2 separate regions of the Homo sapiens genome follow, and region 1 is linked to region 2. A link is a contact called in ENCODE Hi-C or POLR2A ChIA-PET data. All regions are on one chromosome and are shown on one strand. Each heading gives the region's core, a stretch centred on a gene start or an enhancer-like site at or near the end of the contact. The rest is flanking DNA. Distances are from core to core; before and after follow the strand shown. Region 1 holds the start of PLEKHG4 (pleckstrin homology and RhoGEF domain containing G4). Region 2 holds the start of TRADD (TNFRSF1A associated via death domain).

Region 1 (4,449 bases), core at 1,167-3,666, 120 kb before region 2:
TCCAGGCCACTGCAGCCAGCTTTGTCTGGTTCAAGCCAGCCCCAGAGAGGCTCCTCCATGATCCCAAGTTGCCTATATGACTGCCCCCATGCCCCACCCAGTGTACTGACCCTTCGGAAATCCAGCCAGGCCTGGTGGCAGTAAGGCAGGCCTCCTCCTAGCGAAGTGGGCAGCCCCGCCGTTGGGATGTGGGTCAGCAGGCTCTGAGAAGGCAACTGCTCCAGCTACAGGAGAAGAAGGTGTTGTGACCCAGGCCTGGGGGGAGGCACCCCACCTCTACCCCTAGCCAACTGGGCTTAGTACCTGCAGCCCGGAAGGCACTTCCTTCAGCAGCGTGCTTCCCACTAGCAGCACCTGGTACACGGCCCCTGGGGCTGCTTCCTGCAAGGAACCTGAGCTCAGCACTATCCCCAACTCTACAGAAAAGGGCATGGTGGCTCACGCCTGTAATTGCGGCACTCTGGGAGGCGAGGCGGGAGGATCACCTGAGTTCAGGAGTTCGAGATCAGCCTGGGCAACACATGGTGAAACCCCCTCTCTACTAAAAAATACAAAAATCAGCTGGGCATGGTGGCAGGTGCCTGTAATCTCAGCTAATTGGGAGGCTGAGGCAGGAGGATCACTTGAATCGGGGAGATAGAGTTTGCAGTGAGCCAAGATTGCGCCACTGCACTCCAGCCTGGGCGACAAAGGCAAGACTCCGTCTCAAAAAAAAAAAAAAAGAAAAGAAAAGGAATGAGGGGAGCTACAATCCTGTACTCACTTGTAGTTGGCTGAGCCCAGAGAAGAGGGAAGAACTTGGAGCACAAATTCGGGCATCAACTAGCACTGTCAGTCCCAGTGCCTGTACTTCGGGCCTAAAGGGGTGAGCTTCAGTTCAGTACCTGACTCCCAGTCCTCACAGCTGGCTCAGGCTCAGTCTCCCAACCCCCTCCCTCAAACCTGGGGATGCTTCGCAGGTACAGCAGGAGGCGGATGAGTTCCTGGCTGCTGCACTCAGACTGAAGCCAGGCTGGGCTGTGGGCACACAGAAGCAGCACTGCCCGGCCTTGGACATCCCGAGTCCCTGTGGGGAGGAAGCAGTGAACTCCTGCCGTATTGGGCCACTCCACCTCCACCGCCTCTAGGCCCGCCTGGCTACCTGGCAAGGTGGCCATACCACTGGCCAGCAGCTCCCAACAGAGGTCTTGGGCCAGGAGGCAGTCAGCAGGCTTAGGGAGGCCGGATCCACTGGGGGCTTGGGAAGGGAAATGACTTGGGTCTGCCTTGGACCACCTATCCAGAGACCCCTACTTGGACCCGGGCTTCAGCCTGAGTAGGGTCAGAGACCTCCAAAGTCTTGACACTCATCTCTCCAGGCATCCCCATTCCCTTCCCAGACTTCCCTAGCCCAGCCTTCCTTACCTGCCTCCAGCAGCTTTGATATTTCTGATAAAGGGTCTCCAAGGCCCACAGGGTCGCTGTCCAATGCCCCAGGGCTCAAGCCAGATGGCATCGCCCTGCTTGGACCTGGGTCCCCTACCAACCCTACCCCTGGGGTGTCACTCTCACCCTGTGCCAAGCTGAGGTGGGAGGACATGGGGCATAGGAGACTCTCCACTCCAGAGGGGCCTGGCCCTTCTGACAGGACTGAGGAGCTTTCTACTGTGCCCCTCTGGGCATCCCCCGACTCATCTGCAGCTGGGGGTAACTGGAATTTCCTGGACAAGGGGCTGCCCTGTAGCTCCTCATCCTGGGTGGCCCCGGCTGGTGGTCTTGGAGGACCTGGGTCCTTAACGTGCATCTGGGAAGCAGGTTCCTCCTCTTCCCAGGCATCCCTGAAACTGCACACAGCAAATCTCCAGTCGGTGGCATGGCCCTGAGAGTCTGGGGACTCATCCCCATTCTCCAGGGGCCTTTCCATCACGCCCTCCTAAAGGTGGGCCTGCTCGGGGCCAGCGGGAGAGGGCTGGGTCTCAGTGTGAACCGCGCTGAAGACAGTCGAGTGGGACTCAGTGGGCAATGCAGGCGAAGGGCATGGGCCGCAGGAGGTGCCAGTCTTAGTGCCAGGGCACAGGAACTGCAATTCAGGCCTGGGAAGAGGGAATAACGTTAAGGGTGTCCCTCTGTCCAGGTCCCCCGTCGGACGCCCGTGGGCCTCTGCTCCGTGCGCGCCCACCCTCAGCGTCCTCACGGCCACGCTCTGCAGGCCCATGCCCGTGGGGGCGGCCCCGCCATGGCACCACGATGCCTCGGGTTCGCTCTCCTGCCGGCCCCCCCAGGCCCTGGCCTTGTTGCAGGGCCTACCGCGCGCCCCCCCGTCGCCCGCTGGCGACACTCACGCCCCCGGGCCGAGCCGCGGGGAACCGTGAAGTCGGACAGCCTTCGAACAGACGGCGGCCTCGACGGCCACTACAGCGCGGCCGCGCGGCGTCACGGGACACCGCCTCCTGGCCGCTGGGAAGGGAGGGCAGTGCCGCCGGGGCGCCGCGCAGCGCCGCGCCGCCCCCTGGAGGCCGGAGGACGGAGCCACAGCCCGAGCAGGTCTCGACGGGGCACAGCCCTGCCGGCGCGGAAGACAAGGTGCGGGCCCTGCAGCAACCCCCGCCCGCCGCCGTCCTCTCCGTGGGCCCGGACAGCCCGCCAGCCCCGCCCCGCCGCACCCCCGGGCCCCGCAGACCGCGCGCCTCACCCGCGGCGTCGCAGTGCGTGGGTTGGGGCAGCGACCAACGGTCGGCAGCTCCACCGTGCCCACTCCCCGGGCCTGGCGAGGACGCCGGAAGCGCTCTCCCGCCAGGAAGGCCGCGTGGGTGAGCGAGGGTGAGTGCGCGGGGGGCACCGCGGGACGGGGCGGGGCGGGGTCTCCCAGGGGCTTCCGCGGCTGAATGAGCCGACGGGAGGGGAAGGCCTTCTGTGTAGGGAAGCGGGGTGCTGCCTCGCCGCGGGCACCCAGAGACAGGTCGCATGATCCCACGTGGGATGGGGCTGCCATCCGGGTGGGAGTGAGACCAATGGGTGGAGCTGACCCAGGCCTGCCAGAGTCCACCAGATCCTCTACCCCTTTGCCATCCCTGGCACCCCCTTACCCCCTTCTCCACAAAGTCCGGTGCAGGAGGCTGGTGCTGAGGTGGGGTTCTGGAGCCAGAGCCCCCAGCCCAGGCCTGGCTTCTCCACTTACCTGCTGGGGGCGCTCCAGGAACTCTGCTCTTTGAGCCTCACCCTCCTCACCTGTAAAAATGGAAAGTCATTTTTCTCCTGGGGTTGCCGTGAGGACTGGGGAAGACTCCCTGTGTTATACGTTCACCCGCTGCCAGCACTCGGGCTGTGTTGGTGCCCTGCCCCCTCATTTCACCCGCAGTCAGGGAATCCTGAACTGATGAAAGCTACCCAAGTGGGTAGCTGTGCGATTTGAGGTCCCTTTAGGGCATGTGGGCCTGGCCCGACACTCCCCAGAATTTGTGGGAAGATTGTGGGAAGGTCAGCTCTGCGACCAGGAGAAGACCCTGAGCCCCACAGTGTGCCCAGGCCCATGGTCCCTGGGGAGAGGGGGCACCGGGTGCAACGGCTTCCCTGGCTCTAAGGCAGGCACCTCTTTCATGAACCTGGGGATTACAACAGGCACAGTGGGACCAACAGCAATCTCCCCACCCAGCCCAGCCCAGCCCCCAGAGTCCAGACTTTCAGGCAGCTACCGAGGAGCCTTCTTCATGAGCAGGTCTGGCTGCCAGAGGGGAGCCTTGGAGTTGTCCTGCTCCATCCCTAACTCCCAGCCAGACCTCTCTTCCCACCCTCCTGGCTTCAGGAAGCATCATCCAACCTTGGCTTCCTCCCCAGTTCTGTCCCAGGGCCACCCCCACTGAGTCACTGCCTTCTGCTCCCTCCCTCCCCTTCTGCTGCCCACCAGCACCCACCAGCCAAGTCCCCCAGGAGCCCTAAGAGCCGGGGGGGACCTGCTGGCGGGCACACATACCCCTGTGAATGCCAGAGGCAAAGAAGAGCCTCAAGCCACAGGCTATAGCTGACCTGGCACCCTGGGCACAGCAGGCAGATTCAGGGGAGGTACAGCCATACTGAGATAGAGGCAGGGCTGGGCCCTGGTTTCTCCACTCCACAGAGAATGTGCATTGTAGGCTTCATGGAAACAGAGACTGTATGTTATCCACTTCCGTACTTTCAGCATCCAGCACAGGGCCTGGCACAGAATAAATGCTTTGGGGCGCCTGACACTGATCACACTACCCCTGCCCTCCTGAGGCTCCACATCTATGTATCCCATGGAAACCAGAGTCACAAATGGAGACAGATTCAGAGACTCAGCCTGAAAGGAGACAGAAGAGGCCGAGAGCTACAGGTTGCATGGCCCAGGATGGCAAAGGTACAGATAGAAATGAGGACACACTGAGGCCTAGTGGGGAATATTGGGGAGCTGGGCCTGGAGCCAGCCAGGGGTGGCTGACCACAGCAGGCTTT
Region 2 (4,015 bases), core at 92-2,591:
AGACTGACCTCGAACTCCTAGGCTCAAGCGATCGGCCCGCCTGGGCCTCCCAAAGTGCTGGGATTACGGGCATGAGCCACCGCGCCCGGCCTGAGAAACCCCATCTTAACCCCGCCGGTTAGTAGAAAGTGACTACAGGGTTAATAAGGCGGGAGCGTTAATGTAGGCTTTTCTTTGTCAGGGACCATGAGCCAATCAGGAAGCGAGGCGTGGGCGGGGCAAAGCTGGATCCACCCCTGGAGGGGAGGCTCCTTCCCCGCCTCCGCCTCGCCGGGGAGATGTCCCGGGTGCTTCCTAAGACAGCCCCACTGGATGAAAAAAAACTTGGGTCTCTGGGACCTGACGGTTCTGGGGCCTGAGGGGCTCAAGATTTAAGTTCCGACCCCTGAGCAGCCCTGGCTCCCGCTGAGCAATTTGGGTTCGGCTGGAACTCCGCAGACCCACCCTGGAGCGCAGCCTTTAGAGGGGGATGGGTTACTGGAAAGTGTGCGTCCTCTTTGAAGTTGCCAATCCTGTTTGTTTTTGTTTTGTTTTGTTTTGAGACGGAATCTAGCTGTGTCGCCCAGGCTGGAGTGCAGTGGCGAGATCTCGGCTCACTGCAAACTCCGCCTCGCGGGTTCAAGCGATTCTTCTGCCTCAGCCTCCCGAGTAGCTGGGACTCCAGGCGCGCGCCACCTCGCCGGGCTAATTTTTGTATTTTTAGTAGAGACGGGGTTTCACCATATTGGCCAGGCTGGTCTCAAACTCCTGACCTCAGGTGATCCACCTGCCTCGGCCTTCCAAAGTGCTGGGATTACAGGCGTGAGCCACCGCGCCCGGCCGCCAATCTTGTTTTAAGGTTCTTAAAGGTTTGTGTACACAAGGCTTCACACTACTCGCCAGTTAATGTTCCCATATCTTCCGGGCTAACAGTTTCTCCCGGAATTTGTGCCACGTGTTTCCTGGGGCTTCAGATACGTTCGGCCGGGCTTGTACCTGGGACCCATGGGCACCCCGTTTTGAGTGCCCACTGGTAGCAGCGATCTTGAAGCCGGATCCCCAGGGGTACCAGAAAATTCTGGTCTCCAGGGGGCGCCCCCTTGATTTACCGAAGTCTGGCAGCTGTAGCTCTTACGAGCCCCCCGCCTCGTAAGAATCGCAAACCCCCAAAGTCGGGTCTTCCTGCCGTCTAACCTTGGGCGCTGGTGTCTTACCTGCTCGGCGGACCAGATGGGCTTTGCCCGGGGCAGGGGACTGGCAGCAGAGGACAGCGGACGGGAAGCAGCCACCGGGAGCCCGCGGGGCGGGACGCGCGGGCGGACGGGGCGGCTCGGGCTAGGGCACCGCCCCAGCGCCTCCGCGCACACCCGGAAGCGGCGGAGTAGAGCGGAGCCTGGCGGGCGTGGGAACCCAGGCCCCGCCGAGGCGGCCAGGTTAGTGCAGCAGGTGGGTGGGTGGGCTCCCCGGTGCGGGCGGGAGAGGAGGTGGATCTTGGCTCCGAAGCGTGGGCGCGGCGCAGATGTCACCGGCGGCTGCTCCAGCCAGCTGGTGGCGGCGGTCTACTGAGCTGTTCGAACACCGTGGGAGGCGGGGGACGGTACGGAATTTGGCCCCCGCAGGCTCCTCGTCCCTGCCAGCACTTTCGAGGTGCAGTAGGGCCCTGCAGGAGAGAGGGTGGGGGAGAAGGGGCTGGTTCTGAATACTTTCCTTGAGCGGAGACCCCCTTGCCCACCCCAGCCGATCGCACGTGCGAAACCCCAGCTTGAGGGTGGGCTAGTGGGAGCCTGGGAAGCTCCCCTCAAGCGCTCGGGAGCTGCGTAGCTGAGTAGGGGGTGTGCCCGGCGGGTCGCAAGGAGTCACAGGCTTTCAGTTCTGGGCCACGCCCACAGGCTGTCTCTGTCCACCCAGCCAGAGGTGGGGCTGCCCCCGGGACTGTTAGGTGTTCAGGGGGCACCGTGCGTGGCTCGTCCCTGGAAACAGGCGCAGAAGTTGTTAGGTCGGTACCTAAGCGCCCCACAGTCTCCGGCCACCAAACTTTCTCAGGACCCAGCCTGGAAGCCTCAGCCCCGCCCAAAAAGGGACGACTCCTGGTGGGTGGGGCGCGGGGCTTCCCAAGGAGGGGCTTCCGTGAAAGAACACGTAAGAAGAGCTGCCAGTCGGCGGATGCGAAACTAGGGCCCTGGCCTCTTTACCCTGTTAACTCGACCTCCAGCCTGGTTCACCTTCCCCATCTTCTAGTACTAGTGAGTGTGAGAAAGCATCCCCAGTCTCCAGGTTCCCAGTACTCCCCACCTCCCCCTCGACCCCCACAGACCTGATGGGCAGACAATGGTCCTGTTCGGTCCCCACTTCCACCCCTTGGGGTGGGACCATAACCAAGTCAAGCACTCTCAAGTCAAGGGGCCAGAAAGACATGAAAGAGGGAATGTTTCCAGGGGAAGTTCCCACTCTCTCCTACTCCCCAGGCCACTTTCGAAGGACTCCCCCCTTATCTCACCTCCGTGGCTGGCTCCCTATTATGGACCCACTTGTCACCTGCAGAGTTTCCTGTTTTTTCTTGTTTTGCTTTTAAAGAAAACAAATTTATTTTGCTCTTTTAATACAAAGAAAATATGTCTACTTCACATAAAGCAGAAAATATTGCTAAATACAAAGAAAATAAAAATCACCCACAATCCTTCCCCACCCCCACCTACCTTCCTTCATCCTGCCCAGAGATAAACAAAATGCAAACTTCCTGTTACTATCCAGACTGTGGTTTGGCGTAAGTACACAAGTATTAATGTTTTCTATGAAAAGATTAGAAGGCTGGGTGTGGTGCCTCACACCTGTAACCCAGCACTTTGGGAAGCTGAGGTGGGCAGATCGCTTGAGCCCAGGAGTTTGAGACCAGCCTGGGCAACATGGTGAAACTCCATCTCTACTAAAAATACAAAAACTAGCCAGGCATGGCGGCGTGTGCCTAAAGTCCCAGCTACTTGAAAGGTTGAGGTGAGAGGGTTGCTTGAGCTGGGAAGGTCAAGGCTGCAGTGAGCTGCGATAGTGCCACTGCACTCCAGCCTGGGTGACAGAGCAAGACCCTGTCTCAAAAACAAGACAATTGAAAAAACAAAGGTCGAGAGTAGTGCCTTACTCCTGTAATCGCAGCACTTTGGGAGGCCAGGGCAGGAGGACAGCTTCCTGTTCCTCATGTAAACAGATGGCAGCTGGGCCACCCCATCTGTCCTGCCCCATAGCTAACACTCAACACTCCTCTTAGCCCACCATATATAAACCCTGATGAGAGTACAGGAGTGTGACTGATGGGGCAGGAGGTAGGGCCTTGAGCCCATGATTATAGGAAAAGGGTGGGTAGGAAAAGGGTGAGGTGGGGAGAAAGAGGAGGCAGTTTTCTACTTGCTGTCTCACGGGGTAGTAACTGGGAGACCATTGAGCTGTAGGTCAGTGCAGTGGTTCCTTGGCTGGGAATTTTGCCCCCGCTGGTCCAGAGCTAGGTTTTTGTCAGAAGATGGAGGAAGGAGATACTATACTAGCACCAAGGGGCCCTGGCTTTTTCTGGACAGGGAAGGAATAGAGCAATTTGTGTTGGAAATGACTGGAGCCGAACTCCAAGGGCTTTATAACAAAAAGGAATTATTTAGCTCACATAACTGAAAAGTCCAGTGTGCAATGGCTTCAGGGACGGCTGGATCCAGGGGCCTAGTATGCTTAGGAATGCACTTCTCCATCTCTTGACTCTTTCTTTCTGTGTCAGCTTCATTCCCAGCCAGGCTCTTCCCAAGCAGTGCTAAAGGAGAGCTACCTTTTCCTTCCAGTTCAGCCCCAAGGGAAGGGAAAGTAGTGCCTCTTTCCTATTGGCTCAACCAGAGTCGCAGCGTTGATTCTCATGGGTCCAACTTAAGTCCTATACCCCGCCCTGAACTAATCACTGCAGAAATGTGAATGGAATATGCAGATTGGCCAGGTCTGGTACACAAGCCCGACCTGGAACTAGGGAGTGGGACACAGGCACATGGATTGAGAAGAGGGAGGAGGG

The links. Hi-C counts contacts between places; a loop is a spot of excess contacts on that map. ChIA-PET counts read pairs that join two places held with the same protein, here RNA polymerase II (POLR2A). Pooled maps may share reads with other maps.
Region 1: a pooled map shows a loop between it and region 2 (5-fold over the local background). The contact joins the promoter of PLEKHG4 here to the promoter of TRADD in region 2. A Hi-C loop is called at or near these places in 6 of 50 pooled maps. POLR2A ChIA-PET finds 5 or more read pairs at or near these places in 3 of 52 experiments (AG04450, Caco-2 and WTC11).

The regions. Positions count from the first base shown.
Region 1 is chr16:67,277,499-67,281,947 of GRCh38, reverse strand. PLEKHG4 (pleckstrin homology and RhoGEF domain containing G4) reads right to left here and starts at 2,416. Exons shown (of 22, transcript NM_001129729.3): 1 at 2,322-2,416; 2 at 1,405-2,072; 3 at 1,142-1,237; 4 at 943-1,066; 5 at 764-857; 6 at 304-381; 7 at 111-224. The coding sequence starts at 1,903. LOC124903701 (a long non-coding RNA gene) reads left to right here and starts at 2,537. Exons shown (of 3, transcript XR_007065092.1): 1 at 2,537-2,799; 2 at 4,157-4,354. RefSeq lists silencers at 2,383-2,564, 2,284-2,713, 2,764-2,923.
Region 2 is chr16:67,157,235-67,161,249 of GRCh38, reverse strand. It overlaps TRADD (TNFRSF1A associated via death domain), which reads left to right and starts at 1,341. Exons shown (of 5, transcript NM_003789.4): 1 at 1,341-1,412. FBXL8 (F-box and leucine rich repeat protein 8) reads right to left here and starts at 1,293. Exons shown (of 3, transcript NM_018378.3): 1 at 1,194-1,293. RefSeq lists silencers at 63-152, 1,173-1,312 and an enhancer at 1,913-2,172.